3 separate regions of the Homo sapiens genome follow, and regions 1 and 2 are each linked to region 3. The links are chromatin contacts, found by Hi-C in ENCODE. All regions are on one chromosome and are shown on one strand. Each heading gives the region's core, a stretch centred on a gene start or an enhancer-like site at or near the end of the contact. The rest is flanking DNA. Distances are from core to core; before and after follow the strand shown. Region 1 holds the start of EPHA4 (EPH receptor A4). Region 2 holds the start of RPE (ribulose-5-phosphate-3-epimerase). Region 3 holds the start of SMARCAL1-AS1 (SMARCAL1 antisense RNA 1).

Region 1 (2,926 bases), core at 51-2,550, 5.2 Mb before region 3:
AGGAAAACTCGGCCCTGCTCTGGAGGGAGTCAGAGGAGGGGCGGCCTGGGAAGGGGAAGGGAGGCCTCATTGCTAGGAATCAGTGCCCCTGCCAGCGCCTGGGGAAATGCACCGAGTGGCGTTGGGGACCGGTCCCTGGGACACCGGCTGCGCTGCCTTCGCCGGACCGCTCTTAGGTGGCCGCGTCCACGGCTCGGGCATCGGGAAAAGACCACAGCCCGATGGTGCCAGTGCCCCCGGGGCCGGAGCAGCCGGGCGGGGCTCTGCGGGTCCTCCTGCTCGCCGTCTTCTCCCGGGGCAGGGAGGGCTGCCCCGGCTAGGTCGGAGCGGAGAGTCGCAGCAGCCGCTCCGGGCAGCTTCCCAGTCCCGGTCTGCCTTGTCTGTGCGGCTGCAAGTCCCCGCACCCACACTTAAGCCTTTCACTTCTACCCCACCGCTCCCAGACGGGCTAGGCCCGGTTCCAGGGACTGCCCCCAACCCTGCCCCCGGGAAATCCACAACTGGTTCCCTGCCCAAGGCCATCTCGGGGCGTCCTGGGCCCTGGGCGAGGTCCACGGCGTGTGCAGGGGGACGGGGCCAGCGGGGACTTCCTTACTGCTAGAAAGTCATTCGTTCAGTCTCTGGAGACAGTGACGGAGCCCTGCTGCGGACTGGACGTTGGGGACCAAGTAGGTCCCCGCTCTCCAGGCATCTGGGGAGCCAGGGAAGAAGCGAGTGATAGAGCCACAAAACTCCCCGCAAAGAGTATTTCAGAGGGGGAAGCGCCATAAAGACAAAACAGGGCAAGGTGGCAGAGGGTGGCGGTGGCAGGCGCGAGTCTGCAGCTCAGCCCGGGCGCGCTGGACGCAGACACGTCGACTCTCCTAAAGAAGCAACCGCAGGTCAGCTTAGACTTCTTTTATTTCAATAAAAGAGCGTTTTCCTCCATCTTAAACCGCCCGTGGTGGGAGAAAAGGTTTCCAACCTCTTCTCTGGCTCCCCTCGGTCAATTCCGAGCTTTTCCAAAGTCCCTCCGCCGTCCAGGGGCTCGACCTTCGAGGTAACGTGGGGGATCCCGCTGGCTCCCTCCGGCAGGCGGGGGCGGGGACCGGCCGTGCTCGCCCCCTAGAGCCCCGGGAGACCGCGCGCCCCGTGGAGCCCGGAGGGGGCGGAACCCTGGGGCGGGCCCTGCTCGGTGAAGGCGGGGCTCGGCCGCCCTGTCTGCGCCGCCATTGGCCGCGGGCCCCGGACTGGCGGGCTCACGTCACCGGCCGGGCCCGCCCCCTTGGCAATGTCTTCAGCCCGCTGCTCTCCTAACTTAAGCATTTATTCCACTGGGATAGAAGCGGCAGGAGCAGCGTTGGCACCGGCGAACCATGGCTGGGATTTTCTATTTCGCCCTATTTTCGTGTCTCTTCGGGATTTGCGACGCTGTCACAGGTTCCAGGGTATACCCCGCGAATGAAGGTAAGAGCGGGACGGCCTTTCTGTGGTCGGGGACAGCGAGGGGCCATCGCGGGTGAGGGGTCCTCAGGAGCGCAGGGCCAGGTGGTGCGGGGGGAGCCCAGTGTGAATGGTGCGTCCCGATTCGGGAGAAGGGGGCTGAGGCGAGGGGATCGGCGAAGGGGCAGCGGGGAACCGCCGGACAGCCTGCCCCGAGGCGGTGACCCGTGCACGCGGCGGGTCTGTCCAAGTTTGTAACCAAAGGCCAAAGTTTATCAGCATCCGCCAGAGAGGCCCGCTCGAGGCGCCCTGAGGGGATGCACGGGAGACAACGCCGGGATTTAAAAAAAAAATTACAAGAACCACGTCCTCTCCTGAGCCAGCCCGGGGCGAGGGGAAAACGCAGCCTGGAGCACAGTGAAGGCTTGGTGCTCCCGGATTCTAGCGAAAGCCTTTCGAGCTCTGGTTTCTGCAAAGTTTCCCGAGCCCTGCGCTTCTCGGGACCGGGCTGCGGGGCCTGCTCCGCAGCGCAGCGGTCGTGGCGCCGCTCGTCAGGCGCCAGTGACCTGATTTCTAGCACCCGGAGTCAGACACCTTTCTCCTCGCCAAGCCCAGCGCCCCGAGGGTGCGATTGCGGGCCTGAGGGGCCCGAGCTCTTCGCCCCGCAGACTTGGGGAACCCGCCGGCAAGTTGAACGCAGTCGAGTTTTAGCTTTTCGCCCCAGAATTGCACACAGTTTAGAGCTAACGTGCGGGGTCGACGGGACCCGTCTGGGTGCTCAGTTTTCTGTGCATCCGTTCGGACGTGCTGGGAGGATTGTATGTGCCTGTGTGTCTGTGTCGGGAGGTGGGGCGGGGCGGGGGGGCGGTGATCATTTAGTTTCTGAGAAACCCAGGGAGAGGCGAACTGTGTGTGTGTGTGTGTGTATGTGTGGTGTGTGTGTGCATGTCTGCGTGTGTGTGCATGTCTGCATGTGTGGTGTGTGTGCATGTCTGCGTGTGTGTGCATGTCTGCGTGTGTGTGCCTGTGTGTGTGCGCGCGCGTGCAACTGCGTGTATGTAGGTGCGCGAATGCCTGCGTGGAAGCGGACGCGGAGGATTGTATGTCTGTGCGCAGATGTCCTGAGTGTGTGCGCGTGTGTTCGAGTGTATGCTCGTGCTCTGTTCCAGCGTATGCTGGTGCTCTGGCCTGCGTGCATCTAGTCTCACATCCGTCTCTCATTCTTCTCCTTTCCGGCATCCATCTATCTATCCGTCCGTCCATCCGTCTATCTATCCATCCATGCATCCATCCATCTCTCCGTGCATCCGTCCGTCCGTCCATGCATCCATCCATAATGCATCCATCCATATATCTGTCCGTCCGTCCGTCCATCCATCCCTCCATCCATCCACCCATTCATCTATCCATCCATCCACCCATCCATCCATCCATTCATCTTTCCATCTCTCCAGACATCCGTCCATCCATCCCTGTGTAATCTATCGTTTTCTCTGTTCCGAAG
Region 2 (2,837 bases), core at 67-2,566, 6.4 Mb after region 3:
TTTTTAGTACTCTATGGTCAAAGTTTTGTCATTATCAGTTGGGTGGACTCCTAAGGTAACTGGGTAAAATGCCAAAGAGAAACAATACATTTAACCACATAGAGCAATGGAAGATAAAACTCTTCAAAGCCAGATTAACATTAAAAAGAAAAGGAAATCATCACCTTTAGAAAATAACACCAATTTGCAAACTGAATGAGGGAACACAGGGTTTTTACCTATTTAAAATAAATTTATTTTTCCATCCCCACTCAAGATAATGGTATTTATGATTTTTATAGTCAGTTAACAGTGGGGCTCAGAGAACTACTTGGCAAACCTAGGAAGAGCCAAGTTGCAAGTCTGTCACAATCTTCTGTAATCTTGAGGGAGTCTTACTGCTTTCTCTGGGGTTGTTTCCTCATTCTGTAACCAACTTCAGAAACTAATATCCTGACTCCAAACAATATTATGTGCTGTAACTACGGTGCTTAAAAATTACTTACAAAAAACTGACCTCCCTGAAGAGCAGGGTGCCTGAAGAGAAAATAGACAGGAAAATCAGAATTGTAATAATGATGTAATTAACAATTATAGAGAACTTAATATACGCCAGGCACTGTAAACTTCTCATGTACTCGCTCATTTCATCTTCCAAGATGCCTAAGCGGTAGGTTCTGTTAGTAGTTCCATTTTTCAAATTATGAAACTGAAGCTCAATGAGGTTAGTGGCTTGTCCAAGGTAACCCAGCAAGTGGCAGAACTCGGGAACCTAACCGCAGGTGCCAACTTAAATCGTTAGAGAAGTCTGTTTCCCCAGCTTTGCCACTAACTAGCTATATGAGCTTGGGCAAGTCATGCTTCTCCCCTTGGGCCTCAGTTTCTCTAGCTGAAAGTGAAGAAATGTCCTAAAGATTTAGGTCGCTTCCGGGTCCTAAGTGATGGAAGACCACACGTTACGTGGGGGGAGGGGAGGAACTGAGGTTTGGGACCCGGCCGCAACCCAGGATACCGCGTCGGTTCTGCTCCTGCTAGAGCCTCCAGGGCTCCTACCCCACACCCCTTCTAGCATCGCGTTCAGAGTGAGGCGCTCGGTGGTACAGGGACGCGGTACATCCAACAAGCAGTCAATAAAGGTGCACTGATCCGCCCCGCCGCGCGGCAAGCCCGACCGGAGCCCGGAGGAGTTACCCGTCCATTACGTCCAGGTGCAGATAATCGGCCCCAGAGTCTAGCATCCGGAGGCACTCGGCCCCTAAATTGGCCAGGTCGCTGTTGAGGATGGACGGGCCAATCTTGCAGCCCGACGCCATACCGCTGGCTCCCAAAAGCAAGTTACCCACGAGTCCCCGGCAAGGCTAGAGCGTCACCCCGATTGGGCGCGCAGTTTTGGCCCCGCCCCTTCTCCGTACAGGCTTCCGGATTCTACCGGAAGCAGCCACTCTGCGGTGAGGAAGTCCCGCCTCCTCCTGGGGTGGGGCGCTGTCAGCCGTCCGCCTGGGGCGGGGCGGGGCACACGGGCCTCGTACACCTGATTTTGACCTTCCTTCTTGTGCTGTTTGGATCTTAACGTCCTCGCAGTACTCAAGGCGTTTCTTAACCTTTTTTCACTTTGCTTCTCCTGCAGTTCCCTCTCCTCGGCTCTTGACTTAACATCACTTTTTGTTTCTCCACCCTTTGCATATGCCTTTCTTTCCTCTCCAGCGCCTATGCTGGCCCTTTAAAACAACAATTAAAAACCTTTCTTCCTCGTATTTCTCCTAGAGCTCTTCTTTTGAGCTGGAGGAACCCTGGCTCTGCCAGATACTAGCTGGGTGACCTGGCAAATCACTTCTTAACTTCGGTTTTCTCATCTGTAAAGACAGTGCCCAGCTTTAGGGTTGTATTAAATGAGTGAAGCCAGGTAATGCGCCCAGCAGGATGCCTGGTGCTCAGTACAAAATGGTAGTTATTATTATATTACCCTCTTTTTCTGCCTTTGCAGTTCCTCCTTACCTTTTTTGTTTTTCCCTCTGTTGAGGCTCAGAAAATGATAGCCCAAAGTGAAGGCCTCAGACGCAACAGTGTTTCTCTGACTTCCTGCCCTGCTCTCTTCTCAGTCTCATTCTAGGAGGCAGGTCATAGAAACTGGAGCCCATCTTCCCTAAGAAGAGTCATTGAAACCGGAACCCCCTTTCCCTGAAGCCAGACACAAAACCCAAAAGCATTACTCTAACTTTCCTCCACCTTTCTGTGTAAAAACTGGCCATAAATTATTTGACCCATCTCAACTGTAGGTTATAAAACTCCTCTTCTAGAGAAGGTTCTATCCCATATCCAGGAGGAGGGAATGCTGCACAGAGAGGCCAGGAATCTAAACTAGACTGGCCAAGGCCAGGTCAGTCTATTAGCATTAGATCGCCTATTTTGTCCAATCGTATTTCTACATGGCTGTCTATACTTTGTTGAACCTAAGTATAAAAATGGGTAATCACCCCTGTACCTTTGGGTCTTCATTCTGAAGGCTCCTGTGTCAGGTAAAACTATAATCAAATAAGTTTTTATGCCTTTTCTCCTGTTAATCTTCTTTCTGTCAGTGATTTTCAGCAAACCTTTGGAGGGTGAAGGGAAAGTTTTCCCTTGGCCCCTACACCTCTCCAATGCTCATTCACAAATTGTGATAGGTTTGTGTGCTGTTCACACACAGTTCAGAAATGGATGAGTATCCTGATGCTAAATGTGCCTAGGGTCAGGAAAAGAGACAGAAGTAAAACCACTTGGCGGGGATAAATGGACTTAGCAAGAGCAATCCTTAAGGGGTCAGAATAGAGCACTTGTACTCTGTGTAAAAGACGGAAGTGGTAACTTGGACTGAGAGG
Region 3 (2,700 bases), core at 197-2,696:
TTTAACCAGAAAGCATAATAGATTAGACTGAAATAGACCAACCAACCACATACCATGGCGTGACACTTGCTAACATAGTCTTTTTCCAACCTAGAAGAAGGAAAAAAGCATTAGCCTCCCATAGCCTGCACACTGAATTCTCCCCTCACATTCACCCCTTTTTATCATTCCTGGCAAATCAGTCTGCCTGTGGCTCAGTGCAAGCCAGAGCAGCTGGCCTTAGGACCTGACTTCCAACACAACACACGGAGCAACTGACTGACTCTCCTGGGAAAATAAGGAGCAGAAAAAAAAAAATTATGTGTTCACTGTGCAAATTAAGATGCTACATAAAGATGTAAACAAAAAAGAATAAAATTACTCTGTAATCTTACCAGCCATCAATAACCACAGTTGAAATTAATAATTTAGAGTATATAGTTCGGATTTTTTTTCATCCATAACAAAATGGCACATATTTAGGAGATATAAGAATTTATTATAAAGTAGGATCATTGTAAACATTCCATATTGCACCCTGATTATTTTTTTCCATGAATTTACCCGGAACATTTATTTTCCTATGAGCTGAGACATGTTTACAATATTTTAGAAGCAGCGGGCAGGACACACCAATTTGTCTGGCTTGGTTCAGACTAAATAGGCTGCATCTAATGTAATGCTGTGTAACGGTTACAATGATGATGTAGGGGTACTCCAGTAGCATTGCTTAGGCCTCTGGGCAGCTATAGGGTTCAAAGCCTTCCTTCCCTGCTGGGGCTCCCTTTGGCCAGAACCCAACCCCCCTCCCCCCTCCCCCACCACGAAGTATCTATCCCCAGAGAACTTCCACCTTCTCCAACCATTAGCAGTTAGGAAGGGGTGAAGAGGTTAGGAAAAGGTTTTGGAGGTGCACAGCAGAAGCCCTCAGTCTCTCTGGGTAACACACTCCTGCCTAAGTTTCCAACCAGGGATCTCCTGCACCTCCAAACTCCCCAGATCCCAGGCCTGGTAAGCTGTCTCCACTAACCAGAGAGACTCGGCCATAAGACCCACTGATCAGCCCCAAACCATAAATCCATTCCGCCACATGGACGCCCCTCTTCCCCTCTAGGCAGGGACCTCTGCCCCCCGCCCCCCACGCCCCGCATTTCGGGGCGAGCCTCACCCAGCCTCAAGGTAAGCGGGCGCCACGCCCCACTCCCACCCCTACGATCTCCACTTGGATTCACCCTTCCCATTGGCCCACTTCCTCCTCCAGGCTGGCATTGGTCTCGTCCGCCTCCGCCGCCTTCCTGCCAGTCTACCACTTTCTCACCCAGGGAGGCCTAGAACGCGAGCCACATTCGCCCCCGGCCCTGACCCCAGGCGCGACTGCAGAGCCTCCCGAGCGGGACCGGTCTTCCGAGTGGACGGTTAGGCCACGGGTATTCAAGCGCTGCGAGTTCGCCAGCCTTATTGTAGCGGCCAGGCCTGAAGGGCTAGGCCACCGCTGAACTACATTTCCCAGCAGGCAACGCGGCCGCAGTTTCGCTTCCAAAAGTAAGAATGATGAGACGAGAACGCGAGCGGGGCTGCAGTGTCTTCTGGGATTTGTAGTTCGGGCCGGGAGCCTGGCGAGAAACGGGAGCTGCAACGTCATGGGCGGGGCGAAAGTGGTGCACCCTGGAAGTTGTAGTTCTCCAGAGGTTTAGCCAAACACTAGGTCCTGAAAGCCTAGGACGTTGAGGTTTCCAAACCCGGAGTCGGCTGTCTCCAGAGGACATCCCAGACAGCCATACTAACTTGGCAGCTCTTAATAAAAAGTATCTCCCCGGGGCATCCATTCCTGGTATTGCTATACTTGCCATTTAAGCCCCACCCGCTGCGCCCGGCTGCCATCATCGTCATCATTGTAGTCATCAGTCATTGTGTTTAGCATAAATATGAGTTACCTCATTTAACCGCACTACAACCTATGGAACACATTCTTGTCCCCCTTTTACAGAGGGGGAAACTAAGACAGCTATTTGATAATATTTCTCAAGGCTTTATTAAGCTAGCTTGTGATTCTGATTCCATAGCCCCTCCTCTTGAGAGAAGATTAGTCATGAGACTTAAAGAGTCACTTTACCCCATCCTGAGCACCAACATCCTGAGCCATCCTGAGCACCATTGGTGATAAATATAACATTTCTCTATCAGTGTGCATATGAATGTTGCTATTGTTCTATTTTCAAACATGGCTCATTTAAAAACAAACAAGTCTACTAAAGGATTTGAAAAAATGGACCAGACATGCTAAGAAAAAGGAAGCACAGCAATGTGTGTAGTTTGATTTTTTTTTTTTTCATCCTTACCTGTACATGTATGTAAACTCATAAAGGTCTGGGAAGGAAACTTAAAAAGTCACCAAACTGTTCAGGAGCAGAGTGGCATGAAATACACTTTTCAGCTTTTTAATCTCTATTTTTCAGAATGATTTGAATTTTCTAAAATAATAATGTAGAATTTGTGTGACTTTTGAAACAATAAATAATCTCCCTTCTTCCTTCCTTCCTTTTTTTTTTTTTTTTTTTTTTTTTTTTTTTTTTTGAGACAGAGTCTCACTCTGTTGCCTAGACTGAGTGTGGTGGTGTAATCTTGGCTCACTTCAGCCTCTGACTCCTGGGTTCAAATGATTCTCCTGCCTCAGCCTCCCAAATAGCTGGGATTATGGGTGCATGCCGCCATGCCTGGCTG

What was found. A loop is a pair of places that touch in the nucleus more often than their neighbours do. Pooled maps may share reads with other maps.
Region 1: a loop to region 3 is called in a map of CD4-positive, alpha-beta T cell, with 8 times the contacts of the local background. The contact joins the promoter of EPHA4 here to the promoter of SMARCAL1-AS1 in region 3. A Hi-C loop is called at or near these places in 2 of 168 maps with a recorded cell type or tissue (CD4-positive, alpha-beta T cell and naive thymus-derived CD4-positive, alpha-beta T cell) and 3 of 50 pooled maps.
Region 2: a pooled map shows a loop between it and region 3 (25-fold over the local background). The contact joins the promoter of RPE here to the promoter of SMARCAL1-AS1 in region 3. A Hi-C loop is called at or near these places in 6 of 50 pooled maps.

Annotation. Positions count from the first base shown.
Region 1 is chr2:221,570,678-221,573,603 of GRCh38, reverse strand. It overlaps EPHA4 (EPH receptor A4), which reads left to right and starts at 1,300. Exons shown (of 18, transcript NM_004438.5): 1 at 1,300-1,446. The coding sequence starts at 1,356. RefSeq lists silencers at 45-324, 925-1,344.
Region 2 is chr2:210,001,117-210,003,953 of GRCh38, reverse strand. RPE (ribulose-5-phosphate-3-epimerase) reads right to left here and starts at 1,316. Exons shown (of 6, transcript NM_199229.3): 1 at 1,171-1,316. The coding sequence starts at 1,292. RefSeq lists enhancers at 1,048-1,217, 1,258-1,307.
Region 3 is chr2:216,411,246-216,413,945 of GRCh38, reverse strand. SMARCAL1-AS1 (SMARCAL1 antisense RNA 1) reads left to right here and starts at 1,446. Exons shown (of 5, transcript XR_001739881.1): 1 at 1,446-1,521. It overlaps SMARCAL1 (SNF2 related chromatin remodeling annealing helicase 1), which reads right to left and starts at 1,462. Exons shown (of 18, transcript NM_014140.4): 1 at 1,298-1,462; 2 at 54-90. RefSeq lists enhancers at 1,353-1,442, 1,573-1,662, 1,406-1,700.